5 separate regions of the Homo sapiens genome follow, and regions 2, 3, 4 and 5 are each linked to region 1. A link is a contact called in ENCODE Hi-C or POLR2A ChIA-PET data. All regions are on one chromosome and are shown on one strand. The core of a region is the stretch at or near the end of the contact, and the rest is flanking DNA. Distances in the headings are between cores, read along the strand shown. Region 1 holds the start of CHP1 (calcineurin like EF-hand protein 1). Region 2 holds the start of UBR1 (ubiquitin protein ligase E3 component n-recognin 1). Region 3 holds the start of TTBK2 (tau tubulin kinase 2). Region 4 holds the start of ZNF106 (zinc finger protein 106). Region 5 holds the start of TMEM87A (transmembrane protein 87A).

Region 1 (5,971 bases), core at 2,423-4,922:
ACTTAATTCCTAATCAACTGTCCACTACAAAAAGAAGTATAAAATGCTGTCACCTCCCCAATGATATAGCCCTACACATAGTTTTTATAACTAGTACATGCAAATGGTATTTTCCCAATAAGACGATTGTTAACTATGGTTCAAAATAATAACACTCACATGAAGTTTATTATACCAGACACTATTCTAAGTAGTTTGCATAATTCATCTCATGTAATTGTCGTAAGAATCCTATAAAGTAGGCACTATTATTATTCTAATTTTACAGATGATGAAACTGAGGATCACAGGTAATTCTTATCCAGAATTACTTTTCCAAACACTTACTGTTATTCATTAAATATCAAATACCAGCTAATCTAGTCATGTAGAAATTCTAATCTTTTTAAATTTGCAAAAAATATGGTTAAATATAATCATCAAATTCCAATGCACAGCTTTTGCACTGAATATAAATTTAGTATTCCTCAATTATGTTACATTTTGTACTGGCAAAGGAAGTAGTAAAATGTCTTATAATTGTTCTTAAAGTGCTTCTGATAGATAGTTTTCCAAATTCTTCATAGAAGAAAAGGCAGATGAAAATGGGACAAATTCCACCTCTCTACCCACTCCAGATATCCGTTTTTATTCTTCAAAATCTTTTGCATCATACCAAATTACTCCTTGAAAAAACAACTCTGGGCTTGGCGCAGTGGCTCACACCTGTAATCCCCGTGCTTTGGGAGGTTGAAGTGGCCTAAGAATCACTTGAGGCCAGGAGTTTATGACCAGCCTCGACAAAATAACAAGACTCCATCTCTACAAAAGATAAAAATAAAAATCAGGTAAGCATGGTGGTATGCGCCTGTAGTCCTAGCTACTTGGGACGCTGAAGCGGGAGGATGGCTTAAGCCCAGGAGTTTAAGGCTTGCAGTGAGCTATGCTCAAGCCACTGCAGTCCGGCCTGGGAGACAGAGCAAAGACCCTGTCTCTAAAATAAAGAAAAAGAAAAAGAAAAAACAACTCTGATGATGGACACTATTTGGATAAACTGATGGTTCCCAGGGCAAAGGAATGACTTTGTAGCAGGCTTAGGGGGAGATCTCTCCTGGAAGTCACCCAAAATGCCCTAGGTTAATCTATCCAAATCTACTCCACCCATGTATCAAGGCCCAATTCCTGTCCTCCATGAGGACAGCCCACAAGGACTCTCTCTCTTGCCTGATTTCTGAAGGTGGATGACACACAATTCTCAGCTTTCTTATGTCATGATGCTAATCATAACTCTCTTGGGCTTATCTCCCCAACCAGGTTGGGGGCGTTTTTTGTCACCATCTGCTCTGAGTACCTAGCACAGTACTGAACAGACACTGTAAAAATTCAGTAAGCACTTGTTTCACTAAGCATTCTGGCTCAATACATACATTTGCACTGGTTGTGGAGAGAATCTCCCTCACAAGTGACTCACTCTTTGGCAATGGGGAAAACAGCTTTTCCATGAGCACTTAGTTGTTTGTCCACAAGCCACATGGTAAAAATATCCCATCCAGGTCATTTCCATTTGGTCAAATGTATATAAACCAGAATGGGATTACTGCTCCCTTCATTCTGAAGCAAAAATGGCTTTTTGCATCTTCACTATGGTTTACACTTTCTCATTATGTGACTCTATATTTATTTCTCTTTGATTCTGCTTATTTCTCCATGTGACTCTTTAACACAAATACTTTAATTCGGTGTCACCCTAGACCTAAAGTAGTACTAATTACAAATGTGGCCAGAAGTTATGGCCACAAAACGTAATAAAATGCTTGTTGAATCCAAACTGCTTGCGTCTCCACTCCGAGGGTCAGAGTAAGTCAGTGGCCAAACAAGTACTGCAAATTATAAAGAGCTAACTACTTTGGGTCATTCAAATCGTGAAAAGGACTGCCTTGGTAGGTGGAGAGGTTACCATCATTAAATGTCTTTACAGAGAGGCTTAAGGGCCATATTTTAGGGGAGGCTGAAAGAAGCAAACCAGTCCAGAAAGGGGTGGGGCTAGAAAACATCCCTTCCAACTTGAAAACTCCAGAAAGTTGAACTTGTCACAAAGCAGAGAACAGCACTTAAACAGGCCTGAAAAATTCTGTAGTTCCCCATAGCACTCCTCAGTACTATCTGCATATGGGCCGGAGTGAGTTACTGGTCATGTCATTATCAAAGACAAGTATGATGAAGAGACAGAGCTCAGGTGCTACATCCTTCATTAACTCAATAAGAATCATAAAGGTTTACTGAAAAGATAAAATATTGTATGCATCAATACAATTGTATCATACATTGCATTATCAAGGACTATTCAAAGTTATGATGGTATTTTACAGCGCTTCAGAATCCCGAGTCCTTTTGCTCCTTTGTTCAGACTAATGAGGAAGAGACTGGACTATAAAAAAAAAAATCAGTTCTGCAGGGCACGGTGGCTCACACCTGTAATCCCAGCACTTTGGGAGGCCGAGGTGGGTGGATCACTTGAGGTCAGGAGTTCGAGGCCAGCCGGGCCAACATAGTGAAACCCCATCTCTACCAAAAATACAAAAATTAGCCAAGCGTGGTGGCAGGCACCTGTACTCCCAGCTACCTGGGAGGCTGAGGCAGGAGAACTGCTTGAACCTGGGAGGCGGAAGTTGCAGTGTGCCGAGATCACGCCACTGCACTCCAGCCTGGTTGACAGAGGGAGACTCCGTTTCAAAAAAAAAAAAAAAAAAAATCAGTTCCTAGTACAAATTCACACGGAGATTTTTGGAGCACATCCAATTTCAATAGCGAATAAAAAAGTACACCAGCATAGTAGAAATCAATACATATATGAGATTAGGACAGCAAGTATCGTCGTGTAAGTAAAAAACTGGTGGTCACAGTATCCGTGTTTTTTCTCTAGAAGTTCAGATTGAAAGAAGTCTCACAATCCCAGACCCCTGATTGTTTAAAGGTCTCCAGGCATCGGGTCATGTCTCCCAAAGCCTTACTACACGGTCTTGCTTTCTGGGTGGTTTTCCCAATTTGTGACAAGAACTTGTTTGTAATTTCCCATAGTTGTCAGAGGTTTTAGGTCCTTACCCAGAAACGGATTTTCTACAGAATCCATCTCGAGTTCCTGAATTTGCTTCTCGGGCTTTACCTACTGTTCAGGATGCCTCTTCATAGGGAAGGGTGGTGCGAGGCAACAGAAAGGAAAGGAGTTCGGGGACTTTGATGGGCAGGGTGCAGAAAAGGGGGGCGTCGACGCTCTACGAGTGATCAAGAGTCCCGATTTTGAAGGGAAGGACAGCCCCACAGTAGCTAGAGCCCCGCTCCAGGAAGCTGCAGCTGGAAGAACAGGTCTTCCAGCTCTCGGTCCCCAAACCTGGAGGCTGCCCAGGACCCCCCAACCTCACAGGCACCCGAGCTCCAGACCTTAGCGACAGCCGCCCTTGGTTGTGAGGCCAGCCTGAGGCGCCCGGCGTTCCCACCCCCAACCCGAACTCACAGCCGGTCTCCTTCTTGATCTCCTCGAGCTCTTCGTCCCGCAGTAACGTGGAGGCCCGAGAACCCATCGCCGTGCCGGGAGCTCCTCCGGGAGCAGCGGCGCCAGAAGAGACGGCGACAGGAGGGAAGGAGGGAGGGAAGGAAGGGCTAGGGGTCAAGAAGGGAGAGGGCAGTGTTTCCACTGCGGACCCGGGAGGGAACCCAGGGGTGGTGCGCTGGGGAGGGCGGCCCCGAGGACCCGCCAATCAGGCGCGAGGCAGCGCCCGGCTCAGGAGCCAACGTCAGCGTTCGAGTTCCAGCCCCGAATGAATCAGCCCAGCTCCAGCCCAAGTCCTGCTGAAGACGGACCCCGCCCCCGGAACCGCAGCTGCCACCGGCCTTAAAGGGGCGATGCCACTCGGTCGCTAACGACGCAATTAAAAGGGCAACGTCATTGACCAACAGTTTTACAACAAACTAACCTGCGACAGGCAGCGTAGTCTACCTTTTCTCACAGGAATCGAACACTAGGAATCCTACTCGATAGGTGGCACGGATTGCGGAGAGAAACTTCGCGTGGGGGGGAACCCTAGGGTGTACCCTTCGGGGACTGCACGCGCTCTTCATCTTTCCTGGCTGCCGTCCTCCTCCCGGCCGCAGGGGGCGCTGGGGAGCCGGCCTCGGGGCCGCGTGCTGATTGGCTCCTCGGGAAACAGACGAGACTGGACGTTGGGCCGGGCGGGCGTCGCCTCTGCGGCGTGTGTCCCCGGCGTCGCGGACCTTTCTCCAGGTTTTCAGCCTGTGATTTGATAACCGCCGCCGGGTGGCGTGGAGCGTCCCGAGACTTCTTCCTTCATTGCAGCCCCTCTTCTTTTAGTTCTAGACTGAAGTTCGAGGAACGCACCACTTGGCTGAAATTAGGATCCAGATTTCCCAAACTTCCTTCGGAGGAAAAAGCCCTAACGATGGAGGACAGTGAATTCCTAGCTTATGGTCCGCCATTTATTTGAAGTTCCTTATTTTGTCTTAAAAATGAGAAATTTTGCATTTTATTCTCATGGTGTATTGTTTGTTTTGATTAAAAAGGTAGGCCTGGCACGGTGGCTCACGCCTGTAATCCCAGCACTTTGGGAGGCCGAGGTGGGCAGAACACCTGAGGTCGTGAGTTCGAGACCAGCCTGACCAATATGGAGAAACCCCATCTCTAATAAAAATACAAAATTATCCGGGTGTGGTGCCGCGTGCCTGTAATCCCAGCTACTCGGGAGGCTGAGGCAGGAGAATCGCTTGAACCCGGGAGGCGGAGGTTGCAGTGAGCCGAGATCGCGGCATTGCTCTCCAGCCTGGGTGACAGAGCAAGACTCCGTCTCAAAAAAAAAAAAAAAAAAAGGTAAAAGCCACCCGTTAAATTAGTGCCTACTCTCAGGTGAACCAGTTCTTACTGCTTCACCTGCCTTACCCCTTCACACCTGTTTGGTTAGAACACGTATAAGATAAGGAAGAACCGAATTCTGACTGCTGTTAGTACCCAAGTACCAGGATATTTTTGTCGTAGCAGGCTTTCCCAGGTCAACTTAAGTTACTAGTTTTAAGTGTTACCTAAGGCTTTACAGCTTAGCCTGAGGCCCCACACGTTCCCTGCAAGCTGAGGTTCTAGTTTGAAGAACTAGAGTTTTGTTTGTTTGTTGTTGTTGTTGTTGTTTGAGACGGAGTTTTTGCTCTTCTGCCCAGGCTGAAGTGCAAAGGCGCCATCTCAGCTCACCGAAACTTCCGCCTCCCGGGTTCAAGCGATTCTCCTGCCTCAGACTCCCTAGTAGCTGGGGTTACAGGCATGCGCCACCGTGTCCAGCTAATTTTGTATTTTTAGTAGAGACAGGGCTTCTCCATGTTGGTCAGGCTGGTCTCGAACTCCGTATCTCAGGTGATCTGCCCGCTTCAGCCTCCCAAAGTGCTGTGATTACAGGCGTGAGCCACCGCACCTGGCTTGTTTTGTTTTTTTGCGACAGAGTCCGGGCTGGAGTGCAATGGCCTGATCACTGTGCATTTTCGGCTCACTGCAACCTCCAGGCGGGTTCAAGGGATTATCATGCCTCAGCCTCCTGAGTAGCTGGGATTACAGGCGCGTGCCACCACGCCCAGCTAATTTTTGTATTTTTAGTAGAGACAGGGTTTCACCATATTGTCTAGGCGGGTCTCAAACTCCAGAACTCAGGTGATCCACCCGCCTCGGCCTCCCAAAGTGTTGGGATTACAGGCGTGAGTCCCCGTGCCCGGCCTTAGAGTTATTTTTATGATTGTCGTGCACTTGTCTAACCTAGTGATGTTGTCCTTTGTACTCAGTAACATTTTGGATATGCCCGTCTAAGAGCTAAATCACTGGAGCTGCTTTGTATGTTGGAATATGGCTGTGATAGGAAAATTTTGTCAGCCCCATGAATGTCCCTTTTCTCAGTCAGCCTTGAAGCCCATCTCTTGATGCTGACCTTACTTTTTTCCTTCCTAA
Region 2 (5,971 bases), core at 2,247-4,746, 1.9 Mb before region 1:
AATTATTTTGGGGTATGATTTGAGGTAAGGATCTGACCATCTTTTCCCAGATGGTTACTTATTCTTTAAATGTTTCTTTTTTTTTTTTTGAGACAGAGTCTCGCACTGTCACCCAGGCTGGAGTGCAGTGGCGCGATCTCGGCTCAACACAACCTCCGCCTCCCGGATTCAAGCGATTCTCCTACCTCAGTTTCCCGAGTAGCTGGGATTACAGGCATGCACCACCATGCCCGGCTAATTTTTGTATTTTTAGTAGCGATGGGGTTTCACCATGTTGGCTAGCTTGGTTTCGAACTCCTGACCTCCAGTGATCCGCTGGCCTTGACCTCCCAAAGTGCTGGGATTACAGGCTTGAGCCACCACGCCCGGCCTCTTTAAATTTTTTTATTGTGGTAAAATATACGTAAAATTTACCATTTTAACCACTTTTAAGTATACCATTCAGTGGCATTAGATATATTCATATTGTTATGCAACCATTACCACTACACATCTCCAAAACTTTTTCATCTTTCCAAAATGAAACTCCGTATCCATTAAACTCGATTCTCTCCTCCTCTCAGACCCTGGAAACCACCATTCTACTTTCTGTGTCTATGAATTTGACTACTCTAGGTATGTATTATAAGTCAAATTACACAGTATTTGTCTTTTTGTGACTGGCTTCTTTTATTTAGCCTAATGTCTGTAAGGTTCATCCATGCTGTGGCATGTGTCACAGTTTCCTTCCCTTTAAAGGCTGAATAATATTCCATTGCATGTATATGCCACATTTTGTTTATCCACTCAGCTGTTGATGGACACTTGGGTTCCTGCCACCATTTGACTATACTGAATAATGCTTCAATGAACACAGGTATACAAACATCTGTTCAAGACCCTGCTTTCACTTCTTTTGGATATATACCCAGAAGTGGAATTGCTGGATCACATGGGAATTCTATGTCTAATTTTGTTTTTTGAGGAACTGCTACATAACCATCTGTTTTTGCACCACTTAATAAACAGTCCGGCTGGGCGTGGTGGCTCACACCTATAATCCCAGCACTTTGGGAGGCCGAGGCGGGCGGATTACCTGAGGTCGGGAGTTTGAGACCAGCCTGACCAACATGGAGAGACATCGTGTCTACTAAAAATACAAAATTAGCCAGGCATTGTGGTGCATGCCTGTAATCCCAGCTACTTGGGAGGCTGAAGCAGGGGAATTGCTTGAACCCGGGAGGCGGAGGTTGTGGTGAGCTGAGATCACGCCACTGCACTCCAGCCTGGGTAACAAGAGCGAAACTCCATCTGAAAAAATAAATAAATAAGCAGTTCATAATTTCCTTCTCACTTGAAATGCTGTTATCTTTCATGTGTAAAATACTTGAATTTGGTATAAAGTAATAAAGTGAAATGGATAAGAATAGGGCCTTGTGAGTCATTTGAACTGGATTTTATTTATTATTATTTTTTGGTAGAGGTGGGAGTCTTGCTATGTTGCCCATCTCAAACTCCTGGGCTCAAGTAATCCTCCCGCCTTGGCCTCCCAAAGTGCTAACATTACAGGGGTGAGCCATTGTGCTGGCTGAATATCTGCTGTGTCACTTGGAAGCTGCATGTCCCTAACCAAATTATGTAACTTCTCTAAACTTCAGTTTTCTCAGTTTCTCATGACAGTAAAATAGAAGTAGTAACATCTACCTAAAGGATTGTTATTAATATATAGCTAGTGTTATTAATATACTAGTGCTTTGATTACATTAAGATGTTGATAAGTGGCTATTATTTCTTTTTATTTTCTGTTTTTTCTTTTTCTTTTTTTTTTTTTTTGAGACAGAGTTTTGCTCTTGTAGCCCAGGCTGGAGTGCCAGTGGCATGATCTTGGCTCACTGCAAACTCTACCTCCTGGGTTCAAGCAATTTTCCTGCCTCAGCCTCCTGAGTAGCTGGGATTACAGGCACCTGCCACCACACCCAGCTAATTTTTGTATCTTTAATAGACATGGGGTTTCACTGTGTTGTCCAGGCTGGTCTCGAACTCCTGACCTCAGGTGATCCACTCACCTTGGCCTCCCAAAGTGCTGGGATTACAGGCGTGAGCCACTGCCCCGACCTATTTCTGAACGTTCTAGTCTATTTCATTTATCTAGGAATGAAAGAAGAAAAAGAGAAGAGCGTGGGGTAGCATAAGAGAACTACAGAAGTAAAAGCATAGAGACAGGAAGGGACAAGGTAACTTTTAGGGCAATTTTTATCAAAATGTGGGACAATACCTATTGTGGGTTATAGTATCACTTTAATAACTACAACCAGTATTTTGGCTTAAATGCATAAACATATTGCAATTGAATAGAAAATATGACATATTGGAAGTATTGTTTCAGAAAATTTAAGTTTCAGTATATATATACATATTCTATATATACCCATTTAATTTTGTATAGGTGTACCGTGATAAGATGTAAAATGTATTTATTGTGGTTGTTGGGCAAAAAAGGCTGGAAAAACAGTATTTTAGCACCCAGGAAGTAGTTCATTTGAGCAGAAACATTGTTTAGGCAGGAAAGTTCTATAAATCAAGGTGGACCACAGCATTTGGAAAGCCTCCTCTACTTTTCACATTGTTTGGAGCTTTATTTTCTTCCCTTTGTTAAAAATATACTTTAAAATTATTTGTTTTGTAAAAAATTTAAAATACAAATGAAGGTAAAGTAGCTCTTGACCACCTTCTTCCTCCAATCCGAATCCTGGCCCTCAGAGTTACTACTTTGCCCTTTCCCCTTTCAGACTTACTCCTTCACATTTAAATGCCTATGTGTGCAAATATATAGTTTGCAGCAACTTGGCTTTTTTTTCTCTCAATTTATCTTGATCTTTTCACGCAGATTTATCTTGCTCAAGAGCTGCACAGTATTTCAAAATGCGAATGTACCATAGTATATCTTGTCTTTCCTCTATCGATGAATGACTAGGTTTCCAATTTTTTGTTATTTCCCCCCGTGTCCCCCAATAAAGCTGGATCCCGAGCTTTTTTTGTACACATGTGCAAGTGCCCACGGGGTAGAATCCTAAAAATAGAAGATGTGTGAGTACTTTCTTTTTCATTTTGTAGGCTCTGGGGAACTACTGCAGGGAGGTTGGGATACAAAACATCCCCAGGCCAACAACCGGCCAGCTAGGACAGGTTCTTGCTTTAGCCCCCGACAAGTTTTCTTCCTTTCATAATGGACGCTGACTTTGTTTTTTTTACCTCGTAGATGCAACAGTTCCCAGCACCAAACCCAGATATACAACCATTCAGCTACCAAGAGCTACGCCTGATAAATTAGAGGGGAAAAAAAAAATCTCCAGTCCCTTCACGTCGTGACGCTTGCTTCCGGGAAGCGGGCCGGAAGCCACTCCTCGAGTCTGCGTCAAACCCGACTTCAGGGGCCGTCGTAAAAGTGTCGTCCCTGTCTCTCCGACCGGCCACAGGTTTCCGCTTGCCTCTGGCCGGGGGTCGGCAACTGCAGGCGTCAGTTTCCCTCAAGATGGCGGACGAGGAGGCTGGAGGTACTGAGAGGATGGAAATCAGCGCGGAGTTACCCCAGACCCCTCAGCGTCTGGCATCTGTAAGTCCCTATAGGCAAGTCTCTTTTGTCCTCCCCCCGGTCCCTCCCTACTGCGCTTAGGAGGATGTGGGGCTTCACCCCTTATGGCGGCTCTGGGGAGGGGGAGTTATCTGGATTGATCTGGAAGGAAGCCACCGAATAAAAAGTTAGTCGCAACCCACATTTCTGCCAGCCAAGTCTACGGAATATAATGACTTTGTTATGTATTATTCTTGATGATCTCAAGTGTGCATGTCTCTATTCTGAAGTAGAAAGAACCAGTGATGTTATTAGACGGTTTGATGTGGGGGCCGAGGCGGGGTTGGAGCAAGAGCCATTTTCGTATAGAAGCAGTACTAACCCTTTACTCTTGATGATGGGAACGCAGCACCTGGTATTTTATTGCATAGCCTGCTGGCCGGGACCTGATATTGGTAGGTAGTGCTGCTACTGTCAAGTCATGTCTAGATGTGAGGTGTAGTAATTGTCCTTGCGTATAGCATCTTGGGAACCCCAGGCCTAACCCTCAGTGGAGAAACCCATCATCTGTCGCTACTTTTTAAAGGTGAAGAAAGGACTCCCAAACATTTCAAGCCAGAGCAATACCATTAATTGATGTCGGAATCTATACTTTGCTCTTGCATTTTGAAAGAATGGGAAGGCACAGATAGTGAACAAATTTGAGTCACTAGCTACAGGGAGAAAGCTGCCGAGGAAGATAAGAGTAGGGGGCAATGTTAGGGAATGTTCTGGATGCCCAGGGCATCTAGTGTGGAGATATGTAGAAAATATTCAAATATCTGTCACCGCATGATGTTTTATTAGTTTGTCTTTCTAAATAGCAGCATTTAGAGATTTGGGATATACACATTTTTTCTGAAGTTTCTTTGGCTTGTAGTTTAATAAAAACATTATTTTATTTTATTTATTTTTTGAGGCAGAGTTTTGCTCTTGTTGCCCAGGCTGAAGTGCAGTGGTGTAATCTCGGCTCACTGCAACCTTCCGAGTTCAGGAATTGAACTGCAAATTCCCGAGTTCAGGAATTCTCCTGCCTCAGCCTCTTGAGTAGCTGGGATTACAGGTGCCTGCCACCATGCTTGCCTAATTTTTTTTATTTTTATTTTTATTAGAGACGGGGTTTCACCATGTTGGCCAGGCTGATCTCGAACTCCTGACCTCAGGTGATCCACCTGCCTCGGCATCCCAAAGTGCTGGGATTACAGATTAAAAGCATTCTTGAAGGTTTTTTGTTTTTTTTTTTAACCCTGCATACAATTGAACATTGTTTTATGCGAGAACAGAGGGAACTACAGAGGGAGCTACGGCATGAGTCAACTCCAGGGACTGAAGAGACTGTCTAGGAGGTAGGAACAAGGTAGGGAGGGAGTTGGAAAAAGGATTTGGCCACTGACTATGTCAGTGCTTGCCGTTTTCCTCCACCCCAAATAGCAGTTCAAATTCACTTCACTACTGTTCCTGAAGGAGGAAGCATCTTATTTGAGATGATAAGGAATGAGGAGGTAGGACAAATTTAAAAGCAACTGAAACATTTTAATGGTAGTTTGTGAGTTTTGCTTGTTAGAAGGAGTGGGGAAACTGCTGTGGTCAGAAGAATTGTTATAGTTTTGTATCTGAAGACTAATATTTATTTAAAGCTTTGATACATTAATTTTTTCCAGATAATACAATAAAACCCCATCATTCTGGACGTCACTAATTTGGAATTGGAGATAATGATACAGGAATTGAGCTAGAATTTATGTGGCAACTCTTTACCTCAGGAAATATTATTAGATTTTGTTGGGCAGGGCTTTGGGTTTTGCAAAGTAGTAGGTAGATTGTGTAATATAGCCTCAAGGAACTCACAGTCTGGTGACACAGGTAATATAAGGGCCCAAATAATTTTAATTCAAGGTAGAGTAATGTCAGTAAATGAAGTCCTGTGACTGTTAAGCTTTATAACCCCTTTTTTGGCTTGGATCTCTCTGTCTACTGAAGACCCTACAGATCATTCTACCTCTCTCTTTCTCTTTTTCTCTTTTAAAAGCTATTACTGTTTTTAATTTTATTCTAGCCATGGTATGACACTGGCTTCCAAGTTTACTACTTTGCTGTTAAGCAATACAAGCTCAGTTGTTCCCCCTACTCCTTATTGTTTATCTTTAGACAAAGTTAAATAGTATGGGACATTTATAGAGGTTTAAGCAATCGTACAATTTCCATTAGAGTCTAATCCCTGGTTATAGTCTCTGATTTCCTTAAACTTCCTTCTTAGTCTGCAGATCCTTTTTCATTCATATTGCTATTAGTAAGCGTGAAGGCTGTAGTATTCCTAACATTATCTCACATGCAATTCAAATAAAATAATACGTATGAATTAGTGGACATTGATAAAAGCCA
Region 3 (5,971 bases), core at 2,097-4,596, 1.7 Mb before region 1:
AAGACTGATCCTAGAGTCTGTCTGATTCCTTTAGACTTATCCAGGGACACATCCTTAGACTTGAGTTATTCCTCTCTCTTATTTTCCCAAGTCTTACTGTATTCGTTATCTCTTGCTGCATGACCAATTATCCCAAAAATTAATGCTTAAAGCAATAGTAAATATTTACTATATCACATAGTTTCTGTGATATAGTAACACATTTTAGAAGTGGCTTAGCTGGGTAGTTCTGGCTTGGAGTGTCTCACAAGGTGGTGGTTAAGAAGCCAGCTGGGCTTTCAGTCATCTGAAGGCTTGACTGGGGCTGGAGGATTCATTTCTAAGAATGGCTCACTAACATAGACGGCAAACTGGTGCTGATTATTGATGTGATGCTTCAGTTCCTTGCCAGGGGAACACTGCATGGAACTGCTAGAGTATCTTCAGGAGAAGACAACTGGCTTCTCCCTAAATAAGTGATCCAAGAACACATAAGGCAGAAGCTACAATGTCTGTTATAACCTGGCCTTGATATTCCCACACCATAATTTCTGGAAAATCCTATTGGTTACACAGGTCAGTCCAATTCAGTATGGAAAGGAATAAATAAGAATGAGAGTAAGTGAGGTAGGGATCATTGGGGGCCATCTGGAAGTCTGGCTACCACATTTATGTATTAGAGACAGAGTCTTGCGTTGTCACCCAGGCTGGAGTGCAGTGATGCAATCATAGCTCACTGCAGCCTCGACCTCCTGGGCTCAAGCAATCCTCCCACCTCAGCCTCCTGGGTAGCTGGGACTACAGGGGCCAGCTAATTAAAAATATATATTTTTTGTAGAGACAGAGTCTCACTATGTTGCTAGGGCTGGTCTCCAACTCCAGGGCTCAACAGATCCTCCTGCCTTGGCCTCCCAAAGTGCTGGGATTACAAGTGTGAGCCACTATGCTCAGTTTATTTCTTAAAAGAGATACATGCATATATATTTGAGTTTTATATATATACTTGAGATCTATCTATATCTATAACTCAAAGGGGATTCCTAAACTCCAGTACCAGCTCTTGAATAACATATTACATTGACATTTAGCCTGACTGAAAGAGTATCTCTGGGGACAGCTCAATAATTCTAAAATGGAAAAGACTGGAGAAAAGGGGAGGCTTTTATTGCTAAGCCTAATTTCAATGAATCTGGACATTTTTTCCCTAGAAACTTTTTTTTTTTCTTTTTTAAAGACAGGGTATCTCTGTTGCCCAGACTGGAGTGCAGTGATGCGATAATAGCTCACTGCAGCCTTGACATCCAGGGCTCAAGCAATCCTCCTGCCTCAGCCTCCCAAGTGGCTGGGACTACAGGTGCATGCCACCACACCTGGCTAATTTTTGTATTTTTAGTAGAGACAGGGCTGGCTAACTAAAAATTTTTTGTGTGTAGAGACAAGGTCTTGTTATGTTGCCCAGGCTGGTCTTGAACTCCTGGGCTCAACCGATCCTCCTGCCTCAGCCTCCCGAATAGCTGAGACTACAGGGGCATGCCACCATGCCCGGCTAATTAAAAAAAATTTTAAATCCATGCTTCCGTGATCATTTTGTGTGTGTGTGTGTGTGTGTGCAGAAGGAGTCTCCTTATGTCTCCTTACATTGCCCAGTTTGGTCTTGAACTCCTGGACTGAAGTGATCCTCCCACATCAGCCTCTCAAAGTGCTGGGATTGCAGGCATTAGCCACTGTGCCTGGCCCCTATAAACTTCTTTAATTTTAAAGAAAAATATTTACAGAAACCCTAATGTTTTCTTATTCAAATTATGTGATTGGTCAATACTCTGAAATGAATGAAGTACTCTATTAGACATAGTAATAGAAAAAGTAACGTGTGGTTTTAATCAGTAGAAATAAAAAACAATTTGGCAACATCTTTATGTTTGCATAGAACAAGATGAGCTGCATCATCACTTGCCTTTAATGTACATTTTGTCCTGCTTTCAATCCAAGGATCTGGACATGACAGAGAGTAGAGATGCCTGCTGTTTTTAAAAAGAATGGCAAGAGGCTGTGGCACTTCCTGAGCAAGAAGAAACAGATTCTATAGGAACAGTTCCAAGATTGAATATAGGATTAGTCATTTACCTTTCTATATTCTTAATCAGCTTTAATGACAATGTCACTTGAGTGAAGAAAAGGATTTAAAGTAAAAATGAAGTTCATAATTCATTACATTCTTTCCATTCATGGCAGAACCCTGGGGATCATTGTGATTCTTAAGTAGAAAGGACATTAGATGTGGGGCGTATGAGAGACCTGAGTTTTGGTTTTGCCACTGATTAGTTTATAGCCTTAGGAAAGCTGTTTAGCGTTTTTCATGTGTTTTCTCTACTGTACACTGGTGGGCAAAGATGGGAGAGGTGCTTAATCTTAAGGTTTTCCTTCGCCAAAGCGACTGACACAACACTAAATAGAAACGCATCCTGCACAGCGTCCTTGCTCCGCCCTCCTCGCTTTTCTTTGAAAGTCTTTGAGCACCTCCCGCATACACTTGCTCAGCATCGCATACTGGTGTGCACCGGGGCTGGCCATTGAGTCTTTAGCTGGTGGTGTTTCACAAAGGGAATGAAATCTTGTTCTTGGGTTGTGAAACCGTAAGGACACTCCGGTCTCCAAGTTGACATTCGTTTATGGAAGTGCCCATCTCCTTTCCTCGTCACACCTAAGGCCCTTCCCCAGTCCCCCAAAGATGATTAGCTTCACGTTAGGCGGTTCTGGGGACGGCGCCAATTTGCGGGATGCTGTCAGCGCTGATGCTGAGGAAGAGGATGGATCCTTAAGGCTTGCAGGGCCTCACGATTTGGGCCCTTCATCGCGACTGCCTCAGTGTGTAATTTCGTATCGTGACAAAGCATTTCCGATTTTATTCCGAAAAGCCCAACCATGGGGTCCCAACCATCCCTCTATAACCAATTTAACTGTCACGCTAGGAGAACACCTATGTGCGCAAACTACTTGTCTCGGAAGCCCTACTTCTCTCCTCGGGACAGGCGGGGAGTTGCGGCTATGGCTGGAACTACGAGGCCCAGAATTCCTAGGCGCATGCGCGCTGCCATTGTGATGCTCCTTTCCCGGTAACTCGCCCTCTCAGGCAAACCTGAAGATAGCGGCAATTCTCCGGTGGGGGGCGGAGACGGTTTCTGCCCGACTCTCCGCCCCCTTCGTGATAGGCAATGGGACTAGCCAACCGACGCTGCGAGTTCGGAACGCACTCTCCAATCAGCACCTGTAGCGGAGAGGTGGGCGTGCGCGCTGGCAGGGCAGGTGGGCTAGGCTGTGTCGGGTTACGAGGGGGGAGAATAACGTCGGGTCGGGTCAGCGGGCTCTGCAGTAGTCGCCGCAGCGGCGATGGGAGCGGTGGGGACGAGGCGGCGGCGGCGGCAGGAGGGGGAGCAGGTGCTGGCACAAGAGCAGCGGCTTGGGGGAGCCGGCAGCAGCAGTAACAGCAGCAGCAGCCGCCGCCGCCGCCGCCAGTAAACGCGGACGGTACCCCAGGGGACTACCCAGCCGGCCGGCCCTGGAAGCCGCGCTCGGGTCCCGCCGCAGTCGGCGGTGGGGGATGGGCAGGCAGTGGCGGTCCCGCCTGCCGAGGGTTAACCCCCGCCGGTCCCGGTCCTGAGCTGGACCAGAGCCCTCCTCCAGAAACCCCTGCGTCCGCCACGGCCCAGGTAGGACACACCCCCCGACCCCCCAGGGCGCCGCCCTCCCCCAGTCTCGACCCCCTCCTCCGGCCGCACCCCTCGCCGAGTGACCGAGCCTGCTGAGGAGGGGAGGGGTACCGGGGACTTTCAGTTCGCTGCAAGCCCGGGGCTCGTGCCAGACCCCGTCACTCTCCATCTCGGAGATCGTTCTGGTTCTGCCCGATTTCCCCGAAGGCTGCCGCCTCGTTTTGCCCCAGGCTTTGGGTGTCTTCACTGAACTTGGAGGGTCACGAAGCTTCGTTCTGCGTCTCTCTCTGTGGGTGACCCACATATCACTTGTACCCATGCCACTTCTGGTACCAGCACCGAACACGAAGGATTCCTAGGAAATCTGAGCGCTTATTTCCCACCCCGCCTCCCCAACTATCATGGAAAGGAACATGGGACTACTGAATCTGTTTGCTGTGTTGTAACGACAGTGAAGGCCGCGACTTTCTTGTACTTAGGGTGCTGAAGTAATGATCTGAGGGATTTGCTCGTCATTTGCTGTGGCAGAGATGATGTTGACACCCTGGGATGCTGTGGGAGGGACAAAAGACTCACGTATATGTTCTGTCAAATCGGAGAAGTAAATAATCCATTGGGATGCCAGGATACTTTATTCTACAGCGAAGTTAATTTTGTATCCGTCGAGGCTACAGTAGAGGTAAAAATGACATTGAGTTGTACTTTGCTTTGAATTAAAGTTGATGGGTAGCAGCAATCCTGGTATTAACTCTTCTCTCTCATCGCTTTAGAAATTATTCTTTCTTTGAACATTAAAGAGGACAGTTTTATTATACACTTCTAATAATGTGAAGATGTTTTGTAATTCAGTAGAAATTGAGTTTCTGTGTGTGTAGGAGGGTCATGTTATGAATGGGCACATGTAGACACACACGCAGAGGGAGGATCCACTCAGTGTGTTTTGTTAACAATGTTTGGTTCTGAGCCATTGATAATAGTTGCATTGGTATCTAAACCCTGATTTGCCACAGTATAACACAAAGATGTGTTGGCTGTGTACCTTTGGCTAAATGGAATAGAATAAAGTTCATTTGGGGATAGAAGGGGGAAATGATTTTAACTTATCAAGGGAATTGAATGCTATGTATTGCTTGCTTTATTTCCTTTTTTTTTTTAAATAAAGAAGCAGTAATGATGACAAATATAGCTTAATATGATTAATCTTGAGGCATTTGTCTGAAGTCAAAAAATGTTTCAAATAATGTGTGTGTTATATTGTGATCTATGCAAATTGAAAACATTGAAGGAAATCTTTGATTTAGAAGCTTATGTTTTCCTGTATGATAACATTTTATCAAGACACCGAAGGGGACATATGAAGCATGGTTTTAAAGGAAAGTTTCTCTTAACATTTTTCTTTTATGATAGAATGTTAGGAAATGCTTTCTTCCCTCTTCCAGTTTTAGACACAGAAGAAATTAAAGTCCATAACTTCATTAATTTAATATATAATATCAAGTTGATGCAAATTTGTACATTGGTTAGGGGGCTGAGAATAATATATCTTGCTCATTATCTTGTACTATGGTTAATACATAATTTAGTAAATTCTCTATTGCATTATATATGACTTTAGATTGTTGTATCTTCTTTTGATTTTAAGTGTTGATTATTTTAATACTTCAGGAAATCTTCAAGAGGTTAGACCTCATTTGCTTTAGCAAATTGAACTCAATTATGTGGGGCTTCAAGTATCTTTAAATGTAATACTAGAAGGGAAGTTTGCATAATTTAGACCATTTTCGAGCGTATTTTACTTCTAAAAAGTGCACTAAAAATGTGGCAATGATAAGTTATTGGTTTTTCAAAGTAAATGAATATTACAGATCCGAGTTAGCTGTGATCATGGAATTTAAATTTCACTTTGGTGGGGGGCAGCCACTTTTTTATATGCTTTATAACTTTAAAAAGTAACATATCCAGATGACTGCTTGATTGCAACTCATGAGAGACTCTGAGCCAGAACCACCTACCTAAGACACTTTCAGATTCGAATCCTGAGAAACTGTGTGAGATAATAAATGTTTGCTGCTTTAAAAAAAAAAACCTCATGCCTGTAATCCCAGCACTTTGGGAGGCCAAGGCAGGAGGATCGCTTGAGCCCAGGAGTTTGAGACCAGCCTAAGTAACACAGGGAGATCCTGTCTCTACAAAAAACAAACAAAAATTTAGCCGGGCATGGTGGCTCACACCTGTGGTTCCAGCTACTAGGGAGACTGAGGGGGTGGATCGGAGGTTGAGGCTGC
Region 4 (5,971 bases), core at 2,043-4,542, 1.3 Mb before region 1:
ACAGTGCCAGACTCCATCTCAAAAAAAAAAAAAAAAAGTGCTTCAAGGAGTAAGTAGTCTATTCCTAAGGGATCAAGGAAGATGAAGCCTGAGAAATGTTTTTTTTAATTTCATAACACAGAGGTCACTGATTATCTCAGTGAAAGCTGTTTGTTGGAATGCTGGGGTTGAAAAAAACAACTTAGTAGTTTGGAGGTGGGGGAGATGTAGAGATGGGGACAAGTTGTAGAATGCTTTTGGAAAGTTTGGCCTTGACAGGGAGGAAGGAGGGAGAATGATGAAGGATCAAGATTTTTTGTTTTTGTTTTTTTGATTTTTGTTAGAATTAAGACAGGAGAAACTTGAGCATGGTAGGGAAGATTCAACTGAGAAAAAAATGGTTGAATAAAGGAAGAGAAGGGATAGTCAGTAGGCAAAGATCTTGAAAGGGTAAGAATAGAGGCAGTTTAGAGGCAGTTCGAAACACTGGTAAGAATAATGGTTTTGGAAGAGGGCAGGGAGGGAGAAAGAGAGAGAGAGGAGATATTTCCCCAATTATGAGAGGAAGTATGTTTCTGTATGTTTAGTAACAGGAAGTTAAAGTTCTCATTTGCTGACTTGTTTTCTCTGTGAAGTTGAAGATGGGGTCATCTTCTGATAGAAAAGGAGGTGGTATTGGGAGTTTAAAGGAAAGCTGAGAAGATTTGGAATATTGTAGAAAGTAATACAACAAGTTGACAGAAGAATGTTGTAGGACTGGTAAGCAATATTGAGGGCCTTTTTAATATGGGCAAAAATGAACTCACCATTTTCTGCCCTCCTGTGTAAATTTCTCAAGCAGCAGTCACTTGTTGAGGGCAGAGGTGGAGAAAATGTATGGTTGAGTTCATTAGTTCATTTAGGGTTGTGATGGTCATTGATATAATTCCGTGGTTCTCAACCAGGGACGATTTTGTCCTCCGGGGGATATTTGGCAATGTCTGGAGATGCTTTATTGTGATGACAGGGAAACGGGGGTGGGTACTACTAGCATCGTGTCCAACAGTGCTGCTAAACATACATACACACACACGCACACACATATATGTATATATATATAGAGAGAGAGAGAGAGAGAGAGAAGGTCTTGCTCTGTTGCTCAGGCTGGAGTGCAATGGTGTGATGTCAGCTCACTGCAACCTCTACCTTTGCAGCTCAAATCCTCCCACCTCAGCCTCCTGAGTAGCTGGGACTACAGGTGTGCACCACCACTGCCGGCTAATTTCTGCATTTTTTGTAGAGACACGGTTTCACCATGTCACCCAGGCTGGTCTCAAACTCCTGGACTCAAGCGATCTGCCTCCCTTGACCTCCCAAAGTTATAGGATTACATGTGTGAGCCACTGCTCCCAGTCTGCTGCTAAACATCTTATAATGCACAGGATACCCCTGACAAAAAAGTATATGTTCCAAAATGTCAGTAATCCCAAAGTTGAGAAACCATAATCTAGCGTTACCTTGGCACTCACCAATATCTGACTGTGGTCTTCTACAGGCTTTTCCCTGAATGATGGCCCAGAGTTTATAGGGTAAAATAGTTCCTCCATTGCATGCCTTTGAAGGAGAATAGAATGAGCAGCGTACCACAACCCTTGAGTGTTTCAAGGACTTGTGATGTCACAAACACGGAATTGGAAGTTTCCTAAACCTCTAGAACAAATCTGGATTTACATAGAAGAGGTTAATATAGCCGCTTCCTTTCTTTTTTCTCTCTCTTTTTTTTTTTTTTTTTTTTTTTGAGACGCAGTCTCGCTCTGTCGCTAGGCTGGAGTGCAGGGGCGAGGTCTCGGCTCACTGCAACCTCCGACTCCCGGGTTCAAGCGATTCTCCTTCCTCAGCCTTCCGAGTAGCTGGGACTACAGGCACGCACCACCACGCCCAGCTAATTTTTGTGTTTTTAGTAGAGAAGGGGTTTCACCATGTTGGCCAGGATGGTCTCGATCTCTGGACCTCATGATCTGCCCACCTCGTCCTCCCAAAGTGCTGGGATTACAGGCGTGAGCCACTGTGCCCCACCGCTGCTTACTTTTATTTGAGACGTTGAAGGTCTTGTTAAACAGAGATGTTATAATCTCAATAATATAGGAGGGACACTCCACATAATTATCAACCTGAATGTCATTTCATTTATCTGATAGTCTTAGTCACTAAAATTAGGTTTCTGAGGGAATGGGTATGGGCTAAGTTTAATAATAAATATAGGCGGCCGGGCGCGGTGGCTCACACCTGTAATACCAGCACTTAGGGAAGCCGAGGTGGGCGGATCATTTGAAGTCAGGAGTTTGAGACCTGCCTGGCCAATATGGCGAAACCCCATCTCTACTAAAAATACAAAAATTAGTTGGGCGTGGTAGTGCACGTCTGTAATTCCAGCTACTTGGGAGGCTGAGGCAGGATTATCGCTTGAACCCGGAAGGTGGAGGTTGCAGTGAACCAAGAGAGCGGTTCTGCACTACAGCCTGAACGACAGAGCAAGACTCCATCTCAAAATAACTAACTAACTAACTAACTAAATAAATAAATAATAAATGTAGGCTGGGCGCGGTGGCTGACACCTGCAATCCCAGAACTTTGGAAGGCCAAGGCAGGCAGATCACTTGAGCCGAGGAGTTTGAGACCAGCCTGGGCAACATGGTGAAACCCCGTCTCTACTTAAAAAATATTATAAATACCTTAGGCATGAGTAAGAATAAAGTCAGTATTATGGAATGTCTGCTCTGTGATAGGCAGCATTCATAGATAAACACTTGACCTATGTTATTTAATCCTAGCAACACCCTGTGAGATAACATTATCCTAATTTTAACTCAAGAACCTGAGGTTCCAAGAAGAATTGTAATTTACCCAAAGTCACAAATTATTCGTAGCTAGTCCAAGATCTGAAACTCAGGTCTGGCTGTTCTAAAGCTCTTGCACCTTCCATTCAACTTCAGAAAGTTTTACAAGGAAGGAGTGTTTTCAAAATGTAGCCCGAACAGTTGCCACTGACTAAAGGAAATGGCGGGACACCAAGGAAGAGAGTAGGAGCTACAGGGAGGCCGGGAAAGAACAAGGAGAAACAAGGAGAATGAAAAAGGGACCAGGGAGGCTGTTCATAGCGTCCAACGCTGCGTACTGACTCTCCCGCAAGCGGGCCTGCCTTTGTTCTTCCTCCATTCTTTTTGAGAAAAACCTCTTCCTGTGTGTCCGTTGTTCACTCTCTTGTGTTCAAATAAAGCTAGATTATTGAGAACTGCGGACGGCAAAGGAAAAAAAAGCGAGCGTGACGGCTTCGGTGTGCGCCTGCGCGTTGGCGGCGGCTGTGGCGGGGCCCGGCGGGGAGCGGGTCCGGAGCAGGCTCCCGGACCCAAAACTGAAGGGGGCGTCTGAGGCGTCAGGGAGCTCCCTCGCCTGGCTCTCGGCGGCCTGATGGAGTAAGAGGGGTTGGCTGTGAATGTGAGTATCGACGGGCCGGCCTGCGTTGAGCGTATCGGAGCCCAAGGGTCCTGGTCGTCTGCCCCTTAGGGAGGTTGTGGGGCTGCAAGACACCACCGGGTTTCTACTCCTGCAGGCTGCGGCTCAGGGGCAACCTGGTGGTCCACTCTCCCAGAGCCGGCGCGGGTTTATGGGCAGGCGGTGCTGCTGGCTTCGGGGTACGGATTTTCGCGGGGGCGTTCCAGCTCTGCTCCCAGCCCCAGAAGGAAACGTGGCTCCAAAGCCTTGACCTTTAGGGGAAGCCACTGACCTCCTTCGTCCCCAGTTGGGCAGGGAGTCCAAAGACCCTGGTCCTTAAAGCCCGTAGGTCTCAGGCCAGGGACACATTTCAACCTCTCGCGACTGACAACCTCCGTTCTTTTTCCTCCTTTCGTTTCTCTCCTTGTGGGATGCGTCTTGATAATAACAACTAATAACAAATAGTAACAACAGCTTACTGTGTCCGTTTAATATTTAGTCCGAATCTCGGTGTATAATTGTGGAGAGGAAATGCTTTACATCCTCTTCCCCTTTCAATTTGTTGTGTAATCATCTTTGAGAGTAAGATTAAGGCATCTTATTGAGAAGTTTGAGATATCCGTGGCTTTTAGCAACTTGAGACTGTCATCCTAGGTAAGCGAAGTTCTCTTACCTAGCAAATAAGTGCTGTATCCACCATAATGGTTTATATCCAGTTTATTCAAAGCACAAATAACTTCTTTTTTTTTTTTTGAGACAAAGTTTCGCTCTTGTTGCCAGGCTGGGGTGCAGTGGCGCGATCTTAGCTCACTGCAACCTCCGCCTCCTGGATTCAAGCAATTCTCCTGCCTCAGCCTACCCAGTAGCTGGGATTACAGGCACCCACCACCATACCTGGCTAATTTTTTGTATTTTTATTTATTTTTATTATTATTATTTTTTTTAGGACGGAGTTTCGCTCTTTCGCCCAGGCTGGAGTGCAGTGGCGGGATCTTGGCTCACTGCAACCTCCGCCTTCCAGTTTCAAGAGATTCTCCTGCCTCAGCCTCCCGAGTAGCTGGGATTGCAGGCGTGCACCACCACCACGCCCGGCTAATTTTTGTATTTTTAGTAGAGACGAGGTCTCACCATGTTGGCCAGGCTAGTCTCCAACTCCTGACCTTAGGTGATCCACCCACCTTGGCCTCTGAAAGTGCTGGGATTACAGGCTTGAGCCACCACGCCCGGCCCACAGATAACTTTTGAGTGCTTATTAAGAGCTTAGTACTGTTGTAAATAGCATGGGAAATCTTAAAATTTGCTTTAAGCCCCGTTCTCAAGTTTGGTCGTGAATGAAATAATGAAAGACAATTTTCAGATGCAACTAGAATTTATTTAGTATCTACTACACATTTGCCAATACCGCGCCATGCCTAGAGTTAACTCTTGAGTCTAGAAGATAGTAGGAGCCCTTTAATTAGAAATACTAGATGGTTTTCGAGGAGAACTTTAAAATGGCCTGGAAGGGGCCAGGCGCGATGGCTCACGCCTGTAATCCCAGCACTCTGGGAGGCCGAGGCGGGCGGATCACCTGAGGTCAGGAGTTTGAGACCAGGCTGACCGACATGGAGAAACACCGTCTCTACTAGAAATACAAAATTAGCTGGGCATGATGGCACATGCCTGTAATTCCAGCTACTTGGGAGGCTGAGGCAGGAGAATCGCTTGAACCTGGGAGGCGGAGGTTGCAGTGAGCCAGGATTGTGCCATTGTACTCCAAAAACGAAACTCCATCTCAAAAAAAAAAAATTAAAAAATAATAAAAAATGGCCTGGCAGGAGGTAGAGGGTGTGAACGAATCTGATCAGGCTAGTTCAGAACCTATTGTGTGTGTGTGTGTGTGTGTGTGTTGTTTTTTTTTTTTTTTAGAGAGAGCCTTGCTTTGTCGCCCAGGCTGGAGTGCAGTGGCGCAATCCCAGCTCACTGCAACCTCCGCTTCTTGGGTTCAGGTGATTCTCCTGCCTCAGCCTCCCGAGTAGCTGGGATTACAGGTGCCCACCACCATGCCTGGCTAACGTTTTGTATTTTTAATAGAGACGGGGTTTCACCATGTTGGCTGGGCTGGTCTTGAACTCCTGACCTTAGGTGATCCACCCACCTCAGCCTCCCAAATTGCTGGGATTACAGGTGTGAGCCACAGTGCCCGGCCTCAATTGTTTTGATTAAAAGGAAGATATTTAAAAAGGAAAGACTATGAATAGTGATTATTGTACATCTAGATTAGTGCACGTGTAGTCTGAAGGCTGCTCTACAAGAGTTGAGAGGAATGGAAGATGCTAGACGACTTGGTTCTGGGACCAGGAATGGCTCAGTGAGAAGTCTATGTATTGTGTGTTTTGTAATTGGGAGTATCTTAGTGGAGAGTTTAGGATTAATTTCTGTACCCAATGAATAAGAGCACCTGGGCAGACAAGTTACATATGAATGCTCTACTTGGACCTCTAGCATGTGAAATCACTAGTGGAAACTCTACAGTCGAGTG
Region 5 (5,971 bases), core at 1,434-3,933, 1.0 Mb before region 1:
CAAAAGTAATGGGAAAAGATCACTGTCACTTATGAGGACATATTCTTTTGAAATAATGACTGAAGGCTATGACCACAAAAGTAAAATCTGAAGGAGGAAAACCAAAACAGCATCCCAAAACGAACAAACCAAAACCAACCAACCAGACAAACTAAGAACCATAACCCACCCACCGATTTATTCAAGAAAATATTTTCAGAATATTCTTCCTGAGAGCTGGGCTCTGAGGAAGATATGAACTGTGTTCAAGCTATCAGTTAGGGTTTTACCAGCAATCACAATACAAGCTGACAAATGCTTTAATAGAGGTGCAAGGTGCTAGAATAAGAACAGAACAGACGTAGAAGGGGAATTTCTTGCTTTTTAAGATGAGGTGACAAACTAGGGGCCATGTTTTTTAAAACCAAGTTTCCAGAAGAGCTGTTTCTGGGATAAAACATGAATGAGATATATGTATATTGAAGTTTGAGTATATGTATTTAAACTAGCCTCCATCTGATTAAAACAACTACAGATTATAAGGAGAAAAAAAAATTACACCGGCTTTCATGCACTAGTGTGGCCGAATGCATCTGTAGTCAGCATGTCCATGATTATGTAGAAAGCTATGACTGAACACAAACGTCGAAATATTATGAAAACAAGCCCAGGCAGATATACTTGGCCATACTAAAAAACTGTTTGTCCTTCACTGAACTCAGTCTTTGTCCGTTTATTTTAATTTATTAAAAAAATTTTTTTTGAGACAGGATCTCGCTCTGCCTCCTACGTTGGAGTGAAGTGGCACGATCTTGGCTTGCTGCAACTGCCGCCTCCTGGGCTCAGGCTATCTTCCTGCCTCAGCCTCCTGAGTAGCTGGGACTACAGGCCCACATCACCACGTCTGGCTAACTTTAAAATTTTTGTAGAGACAGGGATTCAGCATGTTGCCCAGGCTGGTCTGAACTCCTGGGTTCAAGCAATCTGCCCACCTATAGGCCTCCCAAAGTGCTGGGATTACAGGCATGAGCGAACCGGCCCAGTTTATTTTAATCAAGTGTACAAAGATTGGAGAATCTTTTGTTTCCTCTTTACAGCTTCGAAGAATTAACTCTGGGATGATATAGGAAGGGGTGATTATAGATGAATTTGGAAAGCAACATGCCTGAAATTCACGTGTTAAGAGTTCTGATTGCAACTTTTCCACTGTTAATGTTATTTAACCATCCTTTTTTTTTGGAGACAGGGTCTCACTTTGTTGCCCAAGCAGTGGCAAGATCACAGCTCCACTGCAGCCTCCAAATCCATCCTCCCAGTGGTCTCCCAAGTAGCTGGGACTCCGAGGGGGCGGGGAGGGGGTCTCGAACTCCTGAACTCAAGCGATCCTCCCACCTTAGCCTCCCAAAGTGCTGTGGGATTACCTGCGTGAGCCACTGCACCCGGCCTATTTAACCATCCTGAAAGTATTTTATGAGAGGCTATTAATATCAACTAACTTCCCGCGAATTGAGAGAAAAGATAAAGGTCAGCAAATACCAAATACGCAAATAAGAAATGCAATTAAAACACTATTCCCTGTTTCTAGGGACCCTGGGGTCACTCGCTACAGAAGCACTTGGCCTTTACCTTATTTCCTCTTTCACTGCTGCTTCCATGGCTTCTCTGTCACTCCGACCAGCTCCCAGCTCTCAGGACAAGGGCCCTGGGCGATCTTTTAAAAAAGCCGATTGGGTGTCTTTCTAAAATTACAACCAGTACTTCATCGTCAAGTTTCTGGGAAGGGAGTCCCCTCCAGATTCTCATGGAGTGACAAATCTTGACTCTTGCTCCTGGAATTTTTCAGGCCCAAACTAGCGTTTCTACAATGATTTATTTGGCAAATTTGTCTTGATTATGGGTGGCTGATGAGGAACGTGCTTTTGTTAGGAACCGAAACTGGGCGGCGGTGAGGGCGTGTACGCAATGAGTCCTAGAGGGTAAAAATCAAGAGCGTTAAGAACCTGGAAATGCCGAGACGGCCTCCCTGACTGGGACGAAGCATCTGCAGATCTATCTCAGTGGCGGGGTCACGCCACAGATTTTGAAAACTGACCCTCTCTGTCTCCGTTTTCGGTTAAGGGTGGGAAGTGCCGGCCGGGTCTTTGCTGGAGGCTAGGTCTCCAGCCAGATTGTACTGCAGCATCGTACTCTTCAGGGCTAGAAGGGGCCTTTGAAGGTTGTTACACTACCCAGTCTAGGAATCGCGTGTACTCCACCACCGCCGAATTCCAGCCTTTGCTTAAATACCACCCAAACCGGAGAACTCACTACTAGACGCCACTTGGGCAGCCAGGCTTAGGGCTTTTCCAGACTTTCTGGCCCCAAAGTCTGACATTGACTTAGAAGGGATGAAGGGCTGGGGCGAGCGGAAGTAGAGAGCCAAATCCTGCACGGGGTGCCTGCCTGGTCCTAAAACCTTTAACGGCTGGGAGACAGAAAAGACTCAGGCCAGGCTGGCATGTAGCGATCTCTCTAACCCAGCTGACCAGGTTCCAACAGGATGACGCCTGCGCAGTAGGTCCAAAGTCTCACGGCGCACAGACGACTGTCTGAGAGAGGGGCCGCTACGCCGCACAGCAAACAAGCTCCGCGACGTTTCCAGGACCCGGATAATCCCGCCCTTAGAGCAGAGCCGGAAGAAGGCGGGACGAACCGGAAGAGGGTGAAATGCTTTCGGTAGGCACTCCACGGCTGTGAAGATGGCGGCGGCTGCGTGGCTTCAGGTGTTGCCTGTCATTCTTCTGCTTCTGGGAGCTCACCCGTCACCACTGTCGTTTTTCAGTGCGGGACCGGCAACCGTAGCTGCTGCCGACCGGTCCAAATGGCACATTCCGATACCGTCGGTGAGTATTCACTTCACTAACGTCTGAACCTAGAGGAGCAAGGGGTGGGGCTACGGCGGCCCAAGGGGTCCATGAAGGTTCCGCAAAAGTCTCTTCAAAAGGGGTGGGGTTGCTGGGATGGTCTGTGTGGCTAGCCAACTGGGACCCACCTCCCTGGAGTGGAAAGCCGCGCACTTCTGTGATTAGGCTAGCGGGAATGTAAGGGCCACTTCAGCAACAGAAAGGAGTGGTGGAGCGGCTTCTCATCAGAAAAACAGAACTTTCAGTGCCTGACTTGAGATGTAAACTTGATGTACAAACGGAGAGTTGTTTATCTTTCAGATGTTTCACAGAATCCAGTGTCCCCGGGTTGGATAAGAAAGATATGTAAATAGGAGTCTTCATTTCTTTCTTTCTTTTTCTTCCTCTGCACTTCTTGGTCCCTGGGTAATTCTGCTTACGAGATGGTTCGACTTCGCTTCAACTTTGGAATGGCTATTCTAAGCTTTACTGTGTGACTAGAAAGCATAGAGATTTAAGAAATGTGTTTTAACATGGGAATGGTTAAAATTGAAGAAATAGTACTTAAAATTTAATGTGGTAAGGCTAGTCTTTCATTTGGATAATTAACTACATGGGTTGACCCTTTCTGCCCCTTACCCATTTTAAACCTTATTTCAGTAACAGGTATAGTCCTGTGAGCAGACAAAAACCAGATGCAGGGAGGAAATGCTGAAAAGCATTAGCCCCATTAAACCTACGTTGGCCTTTTTGTTTCATTCTGCTCTGCTCACTGACTGTAATGTCCAAATCTTATTTGGGCTTTTATTATGGTAAACGTTATACCTTTTGTTCAGTGGTGAAGATTTTCAGGTGTTCAGTTAGGTTTTTACTTGTTACTAAAATGGTTAATAGTTAAGTCTTTTTAGATTTGAAAATAAAACTCTGGTTATTTGCACACAGAATAGTTCATTAGAAAAAATGATTGGTTATTCTGAGCAGTGATTGGTGAGTAAAGGGAATGAACTGATTAAGGGGTACGTCCCATAAAGATTTAAGTTAAGTTGGAATTTCTAGCAGTCTTAGATAGTTATATGATGCTTTGGTAATTGAAGCCATCTGAGGCTAATTATCTTTCCTTTATGTTTGCAGGGGAAAAATTATTTTAGTTTTGGAAAGATCCTCTTCAGAAATACCACTATCTTCCTGAAGTGTGAGTTTTTGAATTTCATGAAGTTTTAATTTGAATTTTAAAAATTTATAGGTAATGTTTTAAATTACCTATTTTATAAGTTCTGAAATCTAATAGTCTGGCATTATCTAGGTATAAATATTTTTAGTATTACTAAGGTCCTTTTACTGAATCATCTTCAAAGTACTCGTGTGAACTTTATTTTCTTCTCTTGTTTTTCTGGTGTTTACATTGCATATATACACTATGTAGACATTATATATTAGTATATATAATGTATATATTAATATATATGCTGTATATACTACATTGAATATTCAGTCACATCTCAGTCGAATTACATTTACAGTTGATACTTTCTGAGAAAAGCATCCTTAGGTGATTTTGTCATTATGCAAACATCATAGAGTATACTTAAAACTGGATGGCACTACACGCCTAGTTTGTATGGTACAGCCTATTGCTCCTAGGCTATAAACCTGTATAACATGTTACTGTACTGAATGCTATAGGTGGTTGTAACACAATGGTAAGTTTTTGTATATCTAAACATAGGAAAGTAGAGTACAAATACGATATTACAATTTTATGGGACCCCCGTTGTATATGTAGTCTTTCATTTACTGAAATGTTATGTAGTGAATGACTGTGATTATGTTGGGGTTGATTCCCTGCATGGTGGTTTTAATCTGTTCTGTGTAGATTAAAGAGGTTTTACTCTTGTGTGCTTGTTAAATGTTTACTGCAAACATGACCTAGGTTTGTCAGGCCGTTGGCTGTGAAGGAATATATTTAGTAGATCCTTTATTTACAAAAGGAGTATTTTACTGCTTTGGAAGAGGAAGCTCAGATATTATCAAGAAATAGGGATTATGTAGAACAAAACTAGTTTGTCTAGTGGAAAAATGACTGTATCTGAATCTAAAGTATCCCATTGTGTGTTCAGTAAAAGCTTCCTTTTAGTTCTGAAACCGGCTTTAATTTAGAGAACGATTGATCGTGGGCAGCTTTATTTCTAGATGAGGGATAAAAATCCTGATGATAGATGTGTGATTCTATGCATACTGTCTTCACGGAAGTGCAAAATTTTAAGTCATAGTTGGATAATTTTATTCTTTTCAATTGTTTAGTGAGTAATTATTACTTATTGCATAGACTGTGGGGAAGTAATAGAAAAATGTTCTTCCCTCATCGAGCTTACATTCTAGTGGGAGTGAAAACAGCAGGTAGAATTTCTCTGAAGAATATATACTGTATCCATGAATATGTAATCAGTCTCCTGACCAGTGACTTATATTTGATTTAGATCAAATCTACTCTGACACTGGCCTTGTGAGATTGGTTTACTGGGTAACCTAGTAACCCTTGTCTTTTGGAATAGCTTGACAGCCTGTTTGCTGTTTTATTCTTTTATTAGGTCCAGTCTTTTTTTCTCGTGTAGTTTGATCTAGTGGTGTTTTGCCAAGTTAAACCAACTGCATTTTTTTTAAGATGGTGTCTCACTCTGTCACCCAGACTGGAGTGCAGTGGTACGATCTTGGCTTACTGCAACCTCCACCTCCCAGGTTCAAGCGATTCTCCTGCCTCAGCCTCCCGAGTAGCTGGGATTACAGGCATGAGTCTCTATGCCCAGCCCTAACTGCGTATTTTGAAGTGTTTATATTTCATTGTTTTTGGAGGATTTGAGGCACTTTATTTTTTGTTGTTGTTTTTTGAGACGGAGTTTTGCTGTGACGCCCAGGCTGGAATGCAGTGGCACGATCTCGGCTCACTGTAACCTCTGCTTCCTGGGTTCAAGCGATTCTTCTGCCTCAGCCTCCCGAGTAGCTGGGACTATAGGCGCGTGCCACCACGCCGGCTAATTTTTGTATTTTTAGCAGAGGTGGGGGTTTCACCATATTGGCCAGGCTGGTCTCGAACTCCCGACCTCAAGTTATCT

What was found. A loop is a pair of places that touch in the nucleus more often than their neighbours do. ChIA-PET counts read pairs that join two places held with the same protein, here RNA polymerase II (POLR2A). Pooled maps may share reads with other maps.
Region 2: a loop to region 1 is called in a map of naive thymus-derived CD4-positive, alpha-beta T cell, with 7 times the contacts of the local background. The contact joins the promoter of UBR1 here to the promoter of CHP1 in region 1. A Hi-C loop is called at or near these places in 1 of 168 maps with a recorded cell type or tissue (naive thymus-derived CD4-positive, alpha-beta T cell), 1 of 37 single-sample maps with no recorded cell type and 7 of 50 pooled maps.
Region 3: a loop to region 1 is called in a map of B cell, with 15 times the contacts of the local background. The contact joins the promoter of TTBK2 here to the promoter of CHP1 in region 1. A Hi-C loop is called at or near these places in 2 of 168 maps with a recorded cell type or tissue (B cell and naive thymus-derived CD4-positive, alpha-beta T cell) and 7 of 50 pooled maps.
Region 4: a loop to region 1 is called in a map of naive thymus-derived CD4-positive, alpha-beta T cell, with 13 times the contacts of the local background. The contact joins the promoter of ZNF106 here to the promoter of CHP1 in region 1. A Hi-C loop is called at or near these places in 1 of 168 maps with a recorded cell type or tissue (naive thymus-derived CD4-positive, alpha-beta T cell) and 6 of 50 pooled maps. POLR2A ChIA-PET finds 5 or more read pairs at or near these places in 1 of 52 experiments (endothelial cell of umbilical vein).
Region 5: a pooled map shows a loop between it and region 1 (12-fold over the local background). The contact joins the promoter of TMEM87A here to the promoter of CHP1 in region 1. A Hi-C loop is called at or near these places in 1 of 37 single-sample maps with no recorded cell type and 9 of 50 pooled maps. POLR2A ChIA-PET finds 5 or more read pairs at or near these places in 1 of 52 experiments (CD4-positive, alpha-beta T cell).

What each region holds. Positions count from the first base shown.
Region 1 is chr15:41,228,969-41,234,939 of GRCh38, reverse strand. CHP1 (calcineurin like EF-hand protein 1) reads right to left here and starts at 3,672. Exons shown (of 7, transcript NM_007236.5): 1 at 3,491-3,672. The coding sequence starts at 3,557. EXD1 (exonuclease 3'-5' domain containing 1) reads left to right here and starts at 4,183. Exons shown (of 12, transcript NM_001286441.2): 1 at 4,183-4,461. RefSeq lists enhancers at 3,829-3,888, 3,909-3,978 and a silencer at 4,099-4,158.
Region 2 is chr15:43,103,563-43,109,533 of GRCh38, reverse strand. It overlaps UBR1 (ubiquitin protein ligase E3 component n-recognin 1), which reads left to right and starts at 3,496. Exons shown (of 47, transcript NM_174916.3): 1 at 3,496-3,592. The coding sequence starts at 3,512. RefSeq lists an enhancer at 3,398-3,677.
Region 3 is chr15:42,918,153-42,924,123 of GRCh38, reverse strand. It overlaps TTBK2 (tau tubulin kinase 2), which reads left to right and starts at 3,346. Exons shown (of 15, transcript NM_173500.4): 1 at 3,346-3,686. RefSeq lists enhancers at 2,725-2,824, 3,027-3,527, 3,528-4,028 and a silencer at 3,345-3,754.
Region 4 is chr15:42,488,462-42,494,432 of GRCh38, reverse strand. ZNF106 (zinc finger protein 106) reads left to right here and starts at 3,292. Exons shown (of 22, transcript NM_001366845.3): 1 at 3,292-3,453. It also overlaps a transcript of SNAP23 not described here. RefSeq lists enhancers at 3,120-3,229, 3,530-3,579, 3,630-3,819.
Region 5 is chr15:42,270,145-42,276,115 of GRCh38, reverse strand. TMEM87A (transmembrane protein 87A) reads left to right here and starts at 2,683. Exons shown (of 20, transcript NM_015497.5): 1 at 2,683-2,861; 2 at 3,993-4,053. The coding sequence starts at 2,718. GANC (glucosidase alpha, neutral C) reads right to left here and starts at 2,915. Exons shown (of 24, transcript NM_198141.3): 1 at 1,606-2,915. The coding sequence starts at 1,634. RefSeq lists enhancers at 1,522-2,721, 2,694-2,923, 3,084-3,333.